Linked DNA regions of Mus musculus: regions 2 and 3 are each linked to region 1. A link is a loop called in an ENCODE intact Hi-C map of the cell type or tissue named here. Cell type or tissue: heart. All regions are shown on one strand. Each heading gives the region's core, and the rest is flanking DNA. Links, peaks and the distances in the headings are about the cores only.

What was found. Peaks named below come from ENCODE experiments on the same cell type or tissue, not always from the same donor. Only the 100,000 strongest peaks of a DNase experiment are listed, where the experiment ranks them.
Region 2: it touches region 1 in a loop (2.3-fold over the local background); 2 of 42 quality-filtered maps call a loop at or near these places.
Region 3: a loop joins it to region 1, with 2.4 times the contacts of the local background. A loop is called at or near these places in 2 of 42 quality-filtered maps.

What each region holds. Positions count from the first base shown.
Region 1 is chr11:28,808,723-28,815,078 of GRCm38, forward strand. No RefSeq gene overlaps it. Among named protein-coding and RNA genes, the nearest start is that of Gm34185, 41 kb to the right of the region's middle. In heart, for the core only: a CTCF peak has its summit at 3,343 (motif pointing left); no DNase peak of the experiment used is centred there.
Region 2 is chr11:28,731,670-28,738,025 of GRCm38, forward strand. All of the region lies in intron 1 of Mir217hg (a long non-coding RNA gene), which reads left to right. Among named protein-coding and RNA genes, the nearest start is that of Mir217hg, 4.2 kb to the left of the region's middle. In heart, for the core only: a CTCF peak has its summit at 2,766 (motif pointing right); a DNase peak (open chromatin) is centred at 3,472; H3K27ac peaks cover 511 bases.
Region 3 is chr11:28,694,882-28,701,237 of GRCm38, forward strand. No RefSeq gene overlaps it. Among named protein-coding and RNA genes, the nearest start is that of 2810471M01Rik, 16 kb to the left of the region's middle. In heart, for the core only: no CTCF peak of the experiment used is centred there; no DNase peak of the experiment used is centred there; H3K27ac peaks cover 314 bases.

The sequences.
Region 1 (6,356 bases), core at 415-5,414:
TTTACAATTCACCTGAGAATGTGAAATGTCTTGTTTTTAATTTCATGACTAGCTTCAATGGGAAAATACCATGGTTTCCCAAAACTATTGCGACAAAGAAGCAAATCCTTCCATTTGGCCACAAGGGGGCAGCTGGGACATTTCTCCCTAAATCTTTGAGTTCTAAACCACTGAAAAAATGGGCTTTGTGGCCTGAGCTCACTATGCAATCTAACAGTACCTTTCAAACAAGTTCTCAACATGTCACAGCATTTTCTCATGGTGTTTCTTGGAGTGTGTATTGTTTTGTTTTAAAACAAATTATTTTCCGATTTCTTTCCAGATCTAGAGAACGCTCTGGTTTAGAACTTTGAGCCAAGATTACCATCTACAAAGATCTTAGGAGACCAATAAATTGTTAGGCTAATTTGGAAAGCTACAGAAAATGTTTTATTTTAATTATGTTTGACCCCAGATAAAAATAAACAGTAATGATCATCTAATTCTGCTGCACTTAATAAAGCCTGCTCTAAGTGCTTCAGGACTTGCCAAATATTTGCCTCATCACCTAGATGCCTTTCGTCATTCCCATTTTCATGATATCCCAAAAACTTTCAAGTCAAAATTTATTGTGAAATTTTATCCCTGAGCTAAATAGTGGGAGGTCCTCAAACACACACACACAAACAAACAAACAAAACAAGCAAAGATTTGTGACAGCTTAATTCCACATCTTTATAGCTCTGCAAAAAACAAATTCACCTCATCATTTAGATACATAAATAGTTGGAAGTTAATTTGAAAAACAAATGCTAGATCTCATATATACGTGAGTCCTGGAGGGTGGGGTGTATATTCACATGACAGTTACAGGCACTTTAACGATATGGATTTTGTCACTATTTAAAATAGATACTTAAATGTGCTCCAAGGTTTTGTGAGTCCTTTCTCTAACCATCTTCATTAGAACTGTAACTCAGCCCAAACTCACACTCACACAGGCATACTCACCCTGCTCTAAGTCCTTGAATAACTTCTGATGTGCCATATATATGTGGCTTCGGTTACCCTCTCACTAACTCCCTTTCCTCAGCTACAAGATGCCTATGAGCAAAGCAGAACTTTGCCCTTTTCATTCAGTGCTATATTTTTAGTTTACAGTCATGCCTGGCATGCTATGGAAATACAGGTCTTTAGAAAAATGGTGTAATTACCAAAGGAGAAAGTTTCCTATTATACATTTGAAAATGGCTAATTTCAGACATTTTTTTTTATAATAGCCAGAAACTGGAAAGAACCCAGATGTCCCTCAACAGAGAAATGGATACAGAAAATGTGGTATATTTACACAATGGAGTACTACTCAGCAAGTAAAAACAATGAATTCATGAAATTCTTAGGCAAATGGATGGATCTGGAGGATATCATCCTGAGTGAGGTAACTCATTCACAAAAGAACACACATGATATGCACTCACTGATAAGCAGATATTAGCCCAGAAACTTAGAATACCCAAGATACAATTTGCAAAATACATGAGACTCAAGAAGAAGGAAGACCAAAGTGTGGATACTTTGTTCCTTCTTAGAAAGGGGAGCAAAATGCCCATGGAAAGAATTGCAGAGACAAAGTTCAGAGCTGAGACAGAAGGAGGAACCATCCAGAGATTGCCCCACCTGGGGATCCATCCCATATACAACCACCAAACCCAGACACTATTGCATATGCCAGCAAGATTTTGCTGACACGACCCTGATATAGCTCTCTCTTGTGAGGCTGTGCCAGTGCCTAGCAAATACAGAAGTGGATGCTCACAGTCATCTATTGGATGGAACACAGGGCCCCCAATGAAGGAGCTAGAGAAAGTGCCCAAGGAGCTAAAGGGGTCTGCAACCCTATAGGAGGAACAACAATATGAATTAACCAGTAACCCCCAGAGCTGTGTCTCTAGTTGCATATGTAGCAGAGGATGGCCTAGTTGGCCATCAATGGAAGGAAAGGCCCTTGGTCTTGCGAAGATCATACGCCCCAGTACAGGGGAATTCCAGGGCCAGGAAGTAGAAGTGGGTGGGTTGGAGAGCAGGGCAAGGGGAGTGTTTAGGGGCTTTGGGGGTAGCATTTGAAATGTAAATGAAGAAAATATCTAATAAAAATGAAAATGGCTAATTTATCTTAAATTTTCAGAAACTCATTACAATACATAGTAATCTTCTGGGTTAATATCAAAGTATATTAAAGCATTCTTGGGTTCGTGGTCATCGCTTAGAACATCTTCTGGAATGCCCAGTCACAGCTGGGCCCTATTTCCCAGGTCATCAAAGATGAGCCATGTTATTAGCAAAGGTGTTTCTCCTGAGTTGGCATACTATTACACTGGCAAAGGAGTAAATTACTGCAAATGTCATTGACCTGGAAGTAAGAGCCCATAGTTCTACTTTTGCCTTTGCCACCGGCCACCCAGGAGTTTGATTATCCATTTAAATTCTTAATGTTTCAATGTACTATTCCAAAGAACAAAAACAAAAAACAAACAACAGAAAGAAAACTGTAGAAGATTAACCTTGCCAATGCAAAAGACTTTTGGAGTCTCACTAAATACAGAAGTGTTTAGAAAGTTCAAAGCATTTTTCAAAGGAGGTATTTCAAAAAATCAATGCTTCCGGTTCTCTGTTAAATACACCTTTACTTTTTATGATGACCACAGACCTTTCTTTTCTTTAAGTCAGTGTCTCACTATGAACCTCTAGTTGTAACTTACTATCTAGGCTACAATAGTCTCCTAGAGCCATCCACCTGCCTCCATCTTCTAAATGGTTATCTATTTTTGATGGCTTAATGGACAGTCCTAGGCTTGATACATTTCTGTTAATCAAGAGATCTACCCCTCTTGAGTCAAGGTAACCCAACCCCCAGACTTTCCCTTTGCCCACGGCTTATTTGATTGACATTGAAAGTTTGTATTGGTCCCATCTCTCTAAGCAAACCTTATCTGGAAACCAACATTACATAAGAAGGAGGGATGTGCATCAAGCCAAAGTACCCAGCAGCCTTGCAAGTGTGTTTAGCTCTGGTAAATGAGTTTCTGCGGCTCATACTTGATAGACAGATATATTCTTTACTCTACATGATAGGATCACAAATCTCCCCCCTGCAAGCATTTCACAGTAGGTACTTAAAGAATGAACATTAAGGGGCTTTCTGCCACTGTCTCCCTTCTACACTCAGATACATCCTTCACACACTCACTTCTCACCTCCTGATGACTTTCTCATGTACTCATTCATTCAGATTATCAAGCCTGTCTGACTGAACTTCCTTGATACACCCAAGGGATACTGCACCCTTACTGTAGTCTGCCCTCTTGTGGTACATCTACAGAGATTCTGTACCTTGAGGGACTGACCGCCTTGTTTTGTTCTATTTCACCTCATGGCTTGTACAGATCACAAGACCTTCACTGTGGCTAACCCAAAACATGTAAAGTCATGCCTAAATTGACAAAGCCCCGAGCATGCACAGACAATATAAGCAGTCTTTAACTTCAAAAATAAATGGCATGCTTCAATTTTTTCTTTGAAGCATGCATTCTCTAGCACTTAGTATACATTTCTCTATGGGAATAGCACACCCATTACAAAAGTTATTCCTTCAGAAATATGTGAAGAGCATCTTCCAATTTTGTGCTGTCAGGTAGCTCAGTAGAAACAGAGGTGAGACAGTCAACCTCTTTCCTCCTGCACAACATAGGGGATAGTGGTGGAAGCAAATAGTACTGGAGCAGTGTCGTGCGTGAGTGTGTGTGTGTGAGAGAGAGAGAGAGAGAGAGAGAGAGAGAGAGACAGAGACAGAGACAGAGACAGAGACAGAGAGACAGAGAGAGAGACAGAGAGACAGAGAGACAGAGAGACAGAGAGAGACAGAGACAGAGGGGGCGGCAATCAGACCAGACCATACAGAGCACACTGACAGCAAAGAAGCCGGGGGTGGGCCTTCTGCCTAGGTGAAACCAAGAGCTTCCACAAAGAAATAATCAATCCTGCTGAGGCTGAAGAATGAGGAAGCAGACTGCAGGCAGCAGGCAGATGAGGGGGAGAAGGGTGTTCCTGGTATGTGGTTGTCAGATTGCCAAGCCAACACCCAAGCACCAATTTAACCCCTGTTTAGCTCTGCAAGTGGAGAGCACTATATCCAAAGCAGAAATAGAATAGAATTTTGTTAGCCAGCTGAAGCAAGCTGGTGCTGGGGCATCAGTCTAAGACCCTCAGAAAGGCATACATGGTCCTGGGCTGATTCATCAACCACCCACCATTATCTACCACAACTATCCTAAGGCAAAGAAGGAAAGCCATACCTTTTTTGGGACTGGGTGGGCTGTTCTTGTGCTTTCATTTTCTTGTAAAGTTTCAATGTGAATTTGAGGTCACGAGTCAGGCTTATTAGACACTGTACCTACAAGACAGGTCCACACCCTGAGGAGCTTAAAAGTGAGCTATGTAGGCAAGGATTATGCATATAAAATAACTAAGAGCATAAAAACATAGCTGCCAAAACAATGACACATGCTGTAAGCACTATACCCCAAGCCTTCATTACTTTCTCTTGAACATGCTCAGTTTAGTTCAACAAGTGTTTTACATTAAATGACCACTGCAGGTCTGTTGACAAGTTAAGATAGAATTCAGCAATGCAAAAGACAGTGTCCACAAAATTTTGCAAATGTAAATAAGTGTTCCTCCCAGAGATGTCAGATTAAGTCAACTCTGGAAAGACTCTAGGGAGTCTAATTAATAGGAATTCTTTTTTACTCAATATGGGGAAATACATCAACACTGAATAGGTCTGAGAAAGAATTTCCTACCAATCAGAGCTGTCCCAGCTACAAGGAACCTCCTTGGGAGATAGAAAGTTTCCAGTCAAGCTAGAAAATTATTTGGCAGTAATCTTATAGGGGTGATGCAAAAATCAATGACCAGTGGGCTCCCCACCTGTGATTGCAAGAACCTCTGAAGCCCTCTGGCCATAGCCTAATCAACATATCTGGGTAAGCACCCTATAGCAGCAGCAATGGTTATGGTCATTAATTAGAATTACCAGAGACCAAAGTAAATGGTGTCAAGAAACTAGAGGTTGGTAAAATATGACTTCCACCAAGAGCCTGAACAGACAGAATGAAGTTAGAATTTCTACAGTGTCTCAGAATGTAGGAACTCAGTATTCAAAGGGGTTTGTGGTCATTAGACAAAGACCTAGCAAAACCTGACACTTGTTGAAGAAGAGATCAGAATTCTAGAGGACATTGTAAAGCTCTAAGACCTCTGGAAAGCACAATTCAAGGGCCATTATGGCTGATAGATGACTCTAAAAAGCTTACAGGCAAAGATGTTGCCAAAGATTTGCTCAAGAAGACTTCCTCCAAAAGCCAACTAGTGGTATATGGATGAGCCAGTCACATAGGCCTTCTGAGTATGATACACAGCCTCAAAGATGGACTGGAAAAGAGGAATACTGTCTGAGGGCCCATCTCAAGAAAGAAGTTGTTTGAAAACCTGGCATGGCTCAGGATATCAAAACAAATGGCAATGGATATAATTCAATGATGCTGAAACAAAGTCAGTGCACTAGTATCTGTTTTAACTCTTGAAGTAAGAAAATAAGTCATGTTTAAATCTCTACCCAACCAATTCTGAGATCAGACTTTGAATTCATTCATTCATTTATTTATTTATTTATTTATTTGTTTATTTGTTTATTTATTATTAGATATTTTCTTCATTTACATTTCAAATGCTATCCCAAAAGTTCCCTATACCCTCCCTCCGCCCTGCTCTCCTACCCACCCACACTTGGCCCTGGCATTCCCCTGTACTGGGGCATATAAAGTTTGCAATACCAAGGGGCCTCTCTTCCCAGTGATGGCCAACTAGGCCATCTTCTGCTACATATGCAGCTAGAGATACGAGCTATGGGGGTACTGGTTAGTTCATATTGTCGTTCCACCTATAGGGTTGCAGATCCCTTCAGCTCCTTGGGTGCTTTCTCTAGCTCCTCCATTGGGGGCCCATTCTTATGAGCTTCAGAAAGCAATGCAACTGGATTAGCATCTTTCCACAAGGACTCTTTTGCACTGAGCTCTCCAGTACCAGTATGCAAATGAAGAACCCCTTATAGGAGAAGACAAGACTATCAGCAGGCCATCTCCTATTGTGCCTGAAGGAACTGAACAACGTAAAATAATCTTGATTCTTAAATTCCCAACATAACTTCTTTTCCATCTGTCTCCTCCCCCAGCCCCTTTTACTGAGTTTGGATTAATTAGTTAAGATAAATGAATAGCAGTGAAATCAATGCACCACATACTAACAGCATTTTAAGAGAA
Region 2 (6,356 bases), core at 408-5,407, 77 kb before region 1:
CATATGGGTCTGCATCTGAGGGCAGGTGCTCAGTAAATGTTACTGCATAGAAATAAAGGGGATATTAATATTAAGTAAAAGGTAAAATTAAGTCCTGAATTGAAGTAAAACATGTTTTAAACTGAGCCTATTTATAATAAATGATCAGATTATAATTTAGAATGAATTATTCTCCAGCTGTTCATACCATTTGACTTGATTGTATTCAGTGTCTTTGAAAGCTGCAGTGGTTACAAACTATAATTAAGCAGAGATTGGAATGAAAAACAAACAAACCCACTAAACTCCCTGCAGTTTTCTTCTCTCGTTCCTTGTCCCTGCTTCTTTAGCTGCTTTGTTCAACAGAGCTTTTGCTAAGCTTTGTGGTCTCCATCTCCTCCCTGACTCCCCTACCTTTACCTCCTCCCACATCTCCACCCCAATCCCAGCGCCACCCCAATCCCAGCACCACCCCTATTCCCAGCACCACCCCCATTCCTAGTGCTACCCCCATTCTCAGCAGCTATACCCATTCCCAGAATTACCCCCAAGGTGGATTTTTCAGTGGTAAACTTGCTGAATCAAACTTTGCTTTCAAAACATACTTACACTTTTCAAGAAGTCCCTTTTGTGAGGGTTTCCTTTAATTGTGGCTATGGGAAAAACACACTTCTGAAATTCCATCTAAGTCCATAAACTATAAATAAAGAATAAAATCTACAGCTGGCAAGAAGGCAACTGTCCTGAAGGAAAGAACAAATATAACTTGAGCTCTACAACTGTGTACTTATTCATGCACCAGGATATTCTTGGTTCTCACCCAGAACTCAGGGACATGAGATTCAAAATGTCCAAGGCTAATCAATATAACAAATATACTTTCATTTTACCAGACCCTTCAATTTTGGGATGGTTGTTGTTGTAACTTGAGCAGCACACACATAGAACTTATCATCAGTACTATCACCTCCCCTCTTGTTGTGCCTCCAGTCTCCAGAACTTCAACTTTTGTAACTGAAACTATATACCTATTAAACAGCTCCTCCTTCTTAGATCCTTCCAACCCCTGGAAGGCAGTGTCCTTCCCATCTTTGTAAGTTTGGCTATTCCAGGGATACCCAGAAATGGACTTTCCAGCACATATCTTTAACAGCTGGCTTATTTTGCTTAGAGTAGTGTCTTCAAATTTCATACACATAGAACATGTCAGAATTGTGTTAAGCTCTTTGTTAAACTCAATACTCCCATATTGTGTGTAAACAGTACCTTTGTGCTTGTGTATCATCTATCAAAGTGTACTATGGATACTTCAACTTTTTAGCTGTAACAAATAATGCTGCTATAAAGATAAATGTAAAATTTTAACTTGTTTAGAATGTGATTTGTGCAGGCTGAAGAGCAGATTAGTGCTACAGATTATACTGGGGGAAGAAGAGTAAACAATTACACCAATAACAACAACTAGGGTTTGATGATTTCTAACTTTCTACTTGGCTCTGTACTGAACATATCACCATTCTTAAATCTTAGAAACAACCCCTCTTATTCCTGTCACTTCACATAAGTAAAAACTGTAGTGCAGGCTTCTAATCCAGCTACTCCAGAGGCTGAGACGAAAGCCTGTCTTGGCTGCAGAGTAAATTCCACGCCACACTGAATAAAAACTGAGATGGAGAGGAAGTGTGAGACTAACTTGGATTGTAGGTTAGTGTTAGAGTTCTTTTAGAGTTCTTGCCTGGGTTTGTTCTCTCTCCCTCTTCCCATCCCCCCCCCCCTACACTCTCACAGTGTAAAGCTACTGGTTAATTGGTCCAAGGTCATTAAGTTAATAAGAAACAATGAATATAATTCTGGAAGGTGGGGATCAGAACCTGCATTTAGAGAAAGAAACAAATCAGAATCTATATTGATAAAACTCACAGCCAAGGGCTTAGAGAAAAGCTCCTGGAAAACATGTGAGGGAAAATGTGATTTCTCCCTCAGAAGGCTCCATGGATGAAGGCAGGCAGAGAACAAAGAGGCAGAGTAGCTTTCACACTGTTCCTCCAACAATTCATACAAGGATAGTAACCCACTCCTCCTGTCCCTAAGGGAAGCAAGAAAAGTGGGTAAACTGACATTTTCCACTTTGAAGTCAAAGTGCTATTCTAGGTTTCTTGAAATACCTTTATTATGAGAAATCTTTAACTAACCTATTAGATGCCAGCTTTGTGTAGAGTGCAAATCATTTTGTATACAAATACAACCCTAACTCTTGATGTAATAAATAATTTTTATCCAATGAATCAACAACAACAAAACATTACAAAATAGTGGGAGGTGTCAGCAGGAGCACATTTGCATACCCATGAGAAGAATCCCCGTAAATCAGGTTAAACAGAGGACAGACTATGGGGTCTGTGGGGGATCTGCAATGCTGTGCAGATCATGTGGCAGTAATTATCTGATGCAAGTATATGTGCTCCAGACAGAGCTCAGACAAAGTGACTGGTCAGGTCTGCACATTTTTAACACATATCTATGTAGATAAAATTCAATATTAATATAATGCTTTTGTTTTATTTGCCACAATTTATGGCAGGATAGGTGATTTTATTTTAAACCAGATTATTATGTAGAAGCATCCTTGCTTCCTTGAGGTTCTAACTTACAGATTTGCTCTTCTGCAAGCGGCAACTCCATTCAGCTTCAGCCTAGGTAGAATATTGAGTGACAAATGGTACATCAACCTACCGTGTTTTGTGTTTTTAAAAGACCCAAATTCTGCAAACCAAACAGAAGAGGGAGCTATCCATCTGGAAATTAGGCAGACCTTCAAAAAACAAGTCAAATAAATGTTGGAGGAAATTCTTGTAGTTGAGTTTACTTAGTCTTTTTGTTTATAGCAACATTATACATTTTCTAAAACATTCTGAATGAATACAGAAACTAGCAATATACAAAAAAATCACCAGTCAATAAAGAGGTAAAATATATAAACCTTTACAAGCCATACCAAAAATTATTCTCACATTTTATGGTTTATCTCACATTTCATGGCAAAGTATATACCCAGGACAGCAGGCCCTCTTACTGCAAAAAAGTAATATTCTCAGAACATGCAGGTGACTAATATTACCTTCCTATAGGTCATGATCTTAAAATGAAACTCTGGCTTTAAAATGGATAACATGTGGGAAATAACGGAAAAATGGGCAGCATTTGTCTTGAAAATGATATGTAATAAAATATACTTAACTATATTTGAAAAGAAAAAAATGTTTTGTTCCCAAATTTGTTGGAACATCTGAAAGTTCATGAGGTTATGACCCCCTTTTAAGAAAGCACCTCCCACCACCTGCAAATACCCAAGGAAAAGCAGTTGGAAACCATAAAACACGTGCTAGTTAACGGTTACCAGGGAAACTGTTCTGGTTCACCAATCAGAAAGCCTGCTCTTCCCAGTGGCTTTGTCCGAGGGAGACAAGCGCCAGCTGTTAGTGAATAACCATTGTTATAGGTCATCATGAAATCACAATCAGCAGGCAACCCAGCCCCGCTGGAAGTTTATTTCTCATATTTGTTCATCACCAGGGCAATTCTCCACCTTTAAAACATCCCCTTAGGCCGGGTTAACGAAATACACCCTGCCTGTGCAGAATCATTTAAAGGAGACAATTTAAATGGTCTTTTTGCTCAGCAAACAGGTTTCTTCCAGATTTCAGTTGCATAATCCTCCTACCCAGTGTCAACTACAGGGCAAATATCTGAAGCCCCTGCTGGGTTGGGAGTTGTTCTTCCTTCCCTTGATTGTCCACTAAGAGAGCTGTTCCTCACTTTTCAGATAACAAGAGGTTTTTCATACCACCCTGAAAAAGATGTTAGAAATCACTGCCGATTCTCCATGTAGAAAAGACCAGTGTAGCTGACAATAAAAGACTCTATAGATTCAAGTTGGGGCCATCAATAAGGAGAGAAAATTGATAGTTAAAAGCCCTAGGAAAAGCCCACTTTTATCAGATTTATATCGTTATAGATTTATAAATACCTGTTTTCTTTTAAATAAGAATTTAAAAGCCAGGAAGCACCAAAAGCTATCCAAGCACCATAGTTGTTCCAAAAATTGGTAGGAATGCCTAAGCTTCCATAACAGCACTGGCATTTTAATTTGGCAGCCATCACTCTGCCCTCACAAATAAAAACGCTGAGCAAATAGAAATATCAACAATTCTTTGATCCATCTGAGGTCTGAGATCGCAGCAAACTGGGAAAAAAAAAAGAAAGGATGACCAGAGACTCATAACCTACCGAACAGAAATTTCCTGGGTTCTGAACTTCCTTTACCTACCCGGCTGGGTTATAAAGCACAAATTCCAACAGCCAGGGCACCAGGGTGTGTGAATGCAAGAGTTCAAAGCTCCTGGGAGACCCAAGTCACAGTGAGGTCACACCTCCCCTACAGACGACCAAAAATAACAACAGACAGAAGCTATCCAAGTGAGAAGTTGCTGGTATGAAATATAGAAATTGTTGATAAAAAAAAAAAAGACACTCCTATCTAGAATTGTGTGGCTTACAGAACTATACTTTCAAAGGTGAAGGAGAACTAAAGACTGTCTCAAAAACTGAATTACTTGCCTGGCAAGAAAGAAATGTTGAATTCTTCAAAGAGAAAAAATGTGATGTGCTACAGGCTAGAAACTCAGATGCATACAAAACTAGAAAGCAACCAAGAATTAGTATGTGATGATAAAAAAAAAGATTTTATTTTTTTCTTTTCTTAAGTTTATTCAAAATACTAGCAATGATGTATTCAATATGCAAATACAAGTGTTCATATACTCAAGATAAGTTTTGTGTAAATTTAGATAAGTTAAATTAATAAAGCAATAATATAAGTGATAAAACAGAGAAAATTATGGATATTTTGTTGTCATAAAGTATTTATGTCACCCAGGAAGTATATTGTGAGATGAACTTGGATCAATTATAAATTTATGTGTACAACTCAAGTCTAGGCAACCACCAAACATAATATTTTAAAGAGGTAAAGTTGACATGCTAAGAAAGGAGAGAAAACTGAGTCAAATAAAGTGCTCAGTTCAAAATATAAAAGAAAAGTAACAGTGACACCAGGGGACAAAACAGGACAGAAGAAATATGACAGCTCTAGTCCAAGTGCAATGATAACCACCTGTGTGCTAATCAAACAGCAAGTGTAGTTGGGGGTCGGGAGAAATGGCTCAACTACTGTTGTTTATAAGTACCTTCTTTAAATATTTGGATTATAAATAAAAGGTGAAATTATGGTGAGAGATATGTCATGCTAATAATGATCAATATAAAACACATATGGTTACAGAAAAACCAGTCTTCACAGAAGACGACATTATAGCACAAGAAGAGGTGGCATAATAACCTGAAAAAGAACATACTGTCCATGTCTAACGATAGAGGGCCAGATGTGCAAGGGACAAGCTGCTAAGCCCCCATGGGGAAATAAGTCATCTATTCTTGAAATGGACCGACATGCAGAAAATTATAAGGCAGAGTTGAATTTAACAAAACCATCAGTGGTGAGCATGAATAGGAACTTCATTAAAAAACAACAGGCAACATATTTTTTTACACTCACATGCAGCATTTACCAGCATAACACTTTCTGGGCTAGAAAGCACCCCTTGAAATTTGTAAAAGTATATATTGTATAATAACTTGCCATAGAAAATCCAAATAAAATCCACTCACTAACAGCTATAAAAATTAAATTTTGATATTAGCACAATTCTAACTAAACCATGGCTTAATAAATAAATGTCAAAAGAAGTTTAAAAGGTTTTAAATAAAACTTAAATAAATAAAAATAAAATATATGCATATAAATACAAATATGATGTGAACACTTTAAGGATAAGTCTTAGCAGTACAAGAGGAAAGTTTTAGAAGATTCACTTTAAGGAAACTACATATAGAAAAATTAGGTCTAAAGTAAGAATAAAATAATTTTAAAAATAGTGTTGAGATCAATTAAATTGAAAAATGAATATCAGCAGGGAAATTTGATAAAACCAAAAACTTGTTCTTTGAAAGGATCAATAATATTGATTACTCTCTCAATAAATAAGAAAAGAAGTGAAAATATAAGCTATAAGAGATGAGAAATCACTAGAAATAGCATAGACATTAGAGGGTAAAAAGTGGATATGGATCACTATGTCCCCACAAATTTGATAATCTAGATCAGTTCTTAACCTGTGTGTCATGACCCTTCTGGCAAATCTGTATCTCCAAAAGTATTTACATTGTAGTTTATAATGATAGCAAAACTACAGTTATGAAGTAGCAACAAAAATAACTTTGTGGTTGGGGTCACCACCACATGAGGAGCTTTATTCAAG
Region 3 (6,356 bases), core at 408-5,407, 110 kb before region 1:
ATATGCAAACACTTTTACTCCTGAAATTATGGTTTAGGAGGGTGGAGTAAATGGACAGTAAGGAGGATGATCAATTTAGAATGGTTTAAATGGAACAATAATGGATTGCTACTTTTTCATCTTATCTAGTGTAGAAACTAAGTGCCCATGCTATCATTTTAGTATGAAGGAGATGGTGATGAGTAAGAAATCAAAAATAACTTTCTCGGCCTCTGCTTATGTGGCAGTACTTAAGCACCTGGGACACACACAGTGCCTTGACAGGGAGCCAATAGATATTTACCAACTGATAGCACTGGAACAAAGTGAAGAACAAATCGTTCTCCTTTCTTCTGGACATTGTAGACTTCACTTTCCATCTAAGCTTATGCAACTCCGGGCTCTGGTTACCATAGATTCCAAAGTTTATTATTAACCTCCCATGTAGTACTCCTGAGTGACTCTCCATGACACTACTCTCCACACCAAATAGAATACACATCCCTCTGTACTCTAGAGTCTATATTTTCTATAAGATGAAATCAAGAAAGCCCTGCACTGAGAACTAATCGCATCCTCTATTTTCTATTCCATATTGGCTGGCCCCCATAAATTTTGGTGAAAATAATGACTGGTCTGTTTTTTAGAGAAAGTTTGCTGGCCCTCTTTTTGAGATAAAAAATAAAAAACAAAACTTAAGCTCTCTTCTTTTAAAACTTGAAGTACTCTTGGGTATGAAATTTAAACACATAAATCCATAAATTTAGTCCATGTTGTTATGGGTAATTCTGTGGGAGCACATAGTCTATGTGCAATCCACTTTTCTCTTTGAAGAGTAAATGAGGATGCCCATTTTAGTACAGCTAGTTCCTCCACAACATGCAAGATCATCTCAAACTATAAATTCTATTTTAGAAATAGATATAGAATAGACTTTTCAAACAGATGTATACAGCATATACTCAATATTGACATGTGAAATGTCCTTTTAACTATGACTAAGATACTGTCATCAAGTGTGACATTAGTTAGCTGCATCAGCGACCTGAGACTATAAACACAACAATTAGCAGTTTTGAGTTTTCGTTTCTTCTACAATTGTATTTTGATATCTAAGCTCTGGAAAATGTCAATATGCTAGTTAACTATACTAATCTGCATTAAATGTATATTTTAAATATTAAAGTTATTAATGTAACCATACAAAATACTATGTACTACTGAGATATAAAAGACATAGTCCCTGCTCTCAGAAAATTTTAAATCTAATGGGAACACTTTATAGATTTTTAAATTTCATATAATGAATATACATAAGGAAAGGAGATTTTGCTTAATTTAAGCAATTGTGTAAGTATTATTTCCCCAACAGTGAGGAAAAACCCAAATGCACCCCTAAAACCTTCCTCCAACTTTCCTAGGTTTCATGAAGACTGGAATTCTACTATATTCTGCAAATTCACTTCTTTTGCTTAAGCAGGATCCCACTGCCCTCCAGTGTCAGTGAGCATATTTAATTATAGGCATGTAAAATAGTACAATCATTTAAATACATTACTACAGTAGGTTACTTTTTTAAGGCAATCAGATTTATGAATTAGCCATAAATGAGTTAATACGTTGTTATATTATCTATTAAATCATTTTCCCCTGTTTAAAACAAATAAACAACAAAAAAAACAAAACAAACAAAACAGGATCCCAGTCCCATAAACTCTCTGGGAATTGATGTGAAGGGTTGCACTGCAGGGCATAATGCCCAGATGGGTCAGAAAATCACAGAAAACCAAGTCTGATCTCTCATAGTCTGTAGAAACTGGGTGTGTTAATGCAATTGATGGTACCAGAAAAACAGAAGTCGAAAGTGGGGAAAGGTGCTCTCCTTATTCACCTTCACTCCTAAAAATCAATCAATCAATAGTCTTACAGAAATACATGACAGTGATAAAGGAAAAGAGAAAAAAAAAAAGAAAGAGATTTCCCATAAATTCTGTTATTGATGACTAACCACACAGAGGCTAATAATGTTCACAACAGGAACAAGCGTTTATAAACTGTGCATTAAAACTGTTTGGTTCTGATGCAAAAATAAATAAATAAATAAATAAATACCCTTTGTCAACTCAGTATTTTTATCCCTTGGTCACAGGAAGATCCACATGAATTTGCTAAGCTCAAAACAAAGTGCAAAGTATTGGAATTATAACAGACTCGTGGAGAATTCAAACGCATTATTATTCACTAATAGACTCCAAGTGAGGCAGTAGACATTACTAAAGCTATTGCCACTAACACAGCAGCTATAAATATGACTTGATTGAATAACTATTAATTCATTCCTCTAGCCACAGCTAATGAGTCTGCTCAGGATCCAGCAGCACATCTAATTTACTCTCTATTTTATTTGTTCTGTAATATTTTTGTATACTGATGTGATATCAGTAATTTCATATAAGTAACAAGTAACTTCCTTTTTTGGATGTGTTTGGTTCTGTGAAATTTTAACACATGTACCAAGTCTTGTAAGCACGACAAAATCAAATCACAGAGCTAAGCCATCACCTCCAAGAATTATGTTTATAGTCAAATTTTATCCCTAATACCTGGAAGCTACTCATATTTTCTCCATTTCTGTAATGCTTTCTGTTTCAGAGTGTTCTATGTAATCAAACCATATGTAAAATGAAATCACAAAAATAGATATTTCTAGGAGATTTCATCTGTCTTTAAAAAGACATATTGCTCATATACATACCTTGTTTACTTTTCATAATCTTAATTTTATTTTTGTAAATATGTTTTAAATTCAATTAGAGACTGACTGGGGATAAATTTTCCAAAGTGTCCTCTGACTGGTGCCCCATTTTCTGATGAAAACAGAGCTCTATGCATATTTGGAGATTCAGTGACACGTGGGCTGGATTCTGTCACAAAGCCACTGGTTCTACAGTATCTGGAGTGAGCCTCTCTAGCAAGAAGCTCTGGCTTTGAGAGAAAATTGCCATAGGGAAAAAGGAAGCAACACACTTCGCAAGCACTGCATCCACCCTGCCCTCCCTGTGGCTTCTAACAACAGAGTTCCACAAAGAAATCTGCTGGGCAAGCAGAAGATAAAGAGTTAATTGCTTCTAACAAGGCCATAAATTAATCTGTTTTTTAGAGACCCGAAGGAAGATGTGTTCCTCGGGACTAATGAACACACATCTAAAAATACCTCCTTGTTTAATTAACAGCATACCACACAGCCGCTTTAATTAAAACTGCTAGCCAGATCTAGGATTATTGGTTCTACATCTTTCACAGGCACTTAATAAGTCCAATGAAATCATTTGAATATTACTGGGAAATAACAGCAGGAACTGTGCAGAAGGATGTCTGAGCGGGAAATTAACCCCATGCTAAGCAAGGAAGCTGCCACGTCATAGAAGATAAGCTGTGTACAAGGCCAGAGAGATGGAGGCATCAGAGGCAGAACTAGTTCCAGACAGTTTCCACGAAGGCTTGAAGTCACAGCAATAACAGTGGATCACTGCCTTCTAGAGCTGAGCCTAGCCCCACCTAGGAAAAGCCAGACATCTGTTCAACAAGGAGGAACTGAGTATCCCACACTAAACAGCAACTGCCAATGTTTATTGATTGCTTTGTGTGTGTGTGTGTGTGTGTGTGTGTGTGTGTGTGTGTGTGTGTGTGTGTAATAGCTAACCTTTATAATCTCATGTTATACAACATACCATCTTACCTATGATAAAAATGAAGCTTAAAAAAGTAAAGTTACTTGTCCAGGATCTTAAAGCAAAGGAGGAGCCAGGAGATAAATGTAGGCAGAGTTGAACAATGGATTGTCTGCTTAGCATGCTCACTAAATTTCCATATTAAGTCTTGATGGGCTGCAGAAGGAAACTAACACGTACAGCACTTAACAGTGGCACGCTTTATAATACCGACATTAGCCCTTTTTGTGTATCCAGTCATTTTTATTCCATTTAAAACAAAAAAGGCCAAACTTAAATACAGGTTTCTATACTGCTAAATATGGATAGAAAACAGCCTCAAGTCTAAACTGTCAGGTAGTACATTTCCAACAAACTTGAAGATTTTCCACAACTTGGCCTGGGCAAGGATGGAGTTCATGCACATTTATTGCTATAGGAAGGTCGTGTACTATATTACAGTCCAGTTACTACATATCAGAATTCAGATGTTTTCATTTATAAAATTAAATGAAGGCTTTAAGGACAGACAGGAACAGAGGTGTCACAGAACCTTGCTACTCAACTGGAAAACTCTGTCAGGAAACGTGGCACCGTGATGTGAAATTCCCTGGTTTTTAAAACTAAGTTTATTACTTAACACAATGCTAGCTAAAGAAAACATTTCTGAGATTGGCTCTAACCTGCAGATTAGGAATCTACCCACTCTAGGAAAAAGACATCCAAAAGCAAGTTTTGATTAGTTGCAAAGGAGTAGTCTGGGTAGGCAGAAGAGTGGGGTCTGCAAGTGAAGGTGAGGACGTTATATTCAGACCCTCTAGCTGTGACAGAAATTGTGGAAGAAACAGGCAAGAAGGTAATGGAGAGAGGCCTGCTTTCATCACATTATGCATATTGTTTATAATGGCTAGGGGGAAGCTAGAGAAACAAGTTTCTCTTCTACTTCAGGAAGTCAAAACCTGAAATACATGTTCAGTATTGTGGAGCACAGAATGTGGCTAAGCATTTCATCTCTGTAACTCCCAAGTATGCACTGACAATAGCTAACCTGGACCTTTCAGATGTTGATGTGCCTGGCTTTGTGCTGTTGTCTGCAGGAATGTTATTTATTTCATCTTGCCAGTAGGCAAGTAGGCACACTTCCTCCATCTGCAGATAAGAAAACTGAAGGTTAGAGAAGTTAAGCATCTAGTCTAAAGTCACAGGATTGTTTGAAATCAGGAGCTGAGTTCCTAGCTAGGGTTGATTGGTGTTTCTCTTGCTGGTCCTCAAGGTCCTTGAACCTTGGGACCTTAAGAATAAAAAGGCAAAGTCTTAATGGAATGCTGTGACTATTCAACAGCCCAGGAGTTCAAAGTCTAGGAGAGAGCAAAGGAGGCCTGTGTGCTCCTTCTTTCTGACACTGCTTCCTCCCAGGGCAGAGTGGGGGTTGGAGAGAGCAGGGCACCCATAGTGCAGAGTTCTCTCTGCCTTCTACTACTAAGCCCAGGCTGGTGAGATTGGCCAAACCACTCATGTTCTCTGAGGCTCCCAGAGAGTCTGTACTTCATCTGGTATAGGGAAATAATACTAAAGCTGTCAAAGAAACAGAATCTAGGCGCTCCTCATGCCCATCCCAGGTTAGCTGTTAAAGATGCTTGCTTTTTTAAGGTTTACATGTTATTTTATGTGTTTGCACTTGTGTCTGTGTGTGAGTTTATATAAACCACGTGTGTATGGGGACCTGCTTCTCTTCATCCCCAGAAAACACTGTAGAAATGCCAGCTTTCTAAATTCTTTCTTTATTCCAATGTCACTCCTTAACACAAGAGCAAACCACTGCTGTGCCTGATGCTTGGCCTCTCTACAGACCCTGCTGTGGTCTAAGAATTCTAACCTAGTGAGTTACTGGTTTTGAAGATATGGACTTCATTTTCTCCTTTTAACCAGAGGATTGGTAGACAGTGTCATAGAAGATATAAAATCCCATGGCCTGCAACACCTGGCCTAAAGATGGAGGCTAATGACAAACACTTATCTGTGGACTCAGCTTTATCAGTTTCTTTTCAATAATTTTGCTAATGCCCCAGATACCAATAAATTAATCATTTAGTCACCTATTTGTGAAGAATGAAAACTAAATTTTATGCCAAATCTCTCAACCTCCACAATTAAAGACTTTAGTGGTAATCCATCACAACAATAAAACAGCAGTACGGAGCTAGAAACCATGCTTGTTGATGGAGATTGTCTGACACACCTCACCCCCTAAGGCTAGACGAGTGTACAATATATCATTTTAAGTGAAATCTATTAGAATTACAGCAACTGTTATGAGGCAGTCATCTAGCTCTGCCTCAAGTGCACCTCTTTTGAGCTACCCCCTCCTCCACTCATAGCTGTGCACCTCTTTTGAGACACCCCCTCTTCCACTAATGGCTGTGCACCTCTTTTGAGACACCCCCCCCTTCCACTCATGGCTGTGCACCTCTTTTGAGACACCCCCTGCTCCACTCATAACTATAGCACACAGTTATGATTCTGACCTTAGGAACCATTTTCCTTGATTCACATGTTTCCAAACTCTGAATCATGACTTGGTCAACAGCAGCAACAGTTTCTGAGAGCCTACATAGTGCTGAAATTGTAAAGGTTTTTCTAAAGCTTGGACCTCCTCTAAGGTGCTCT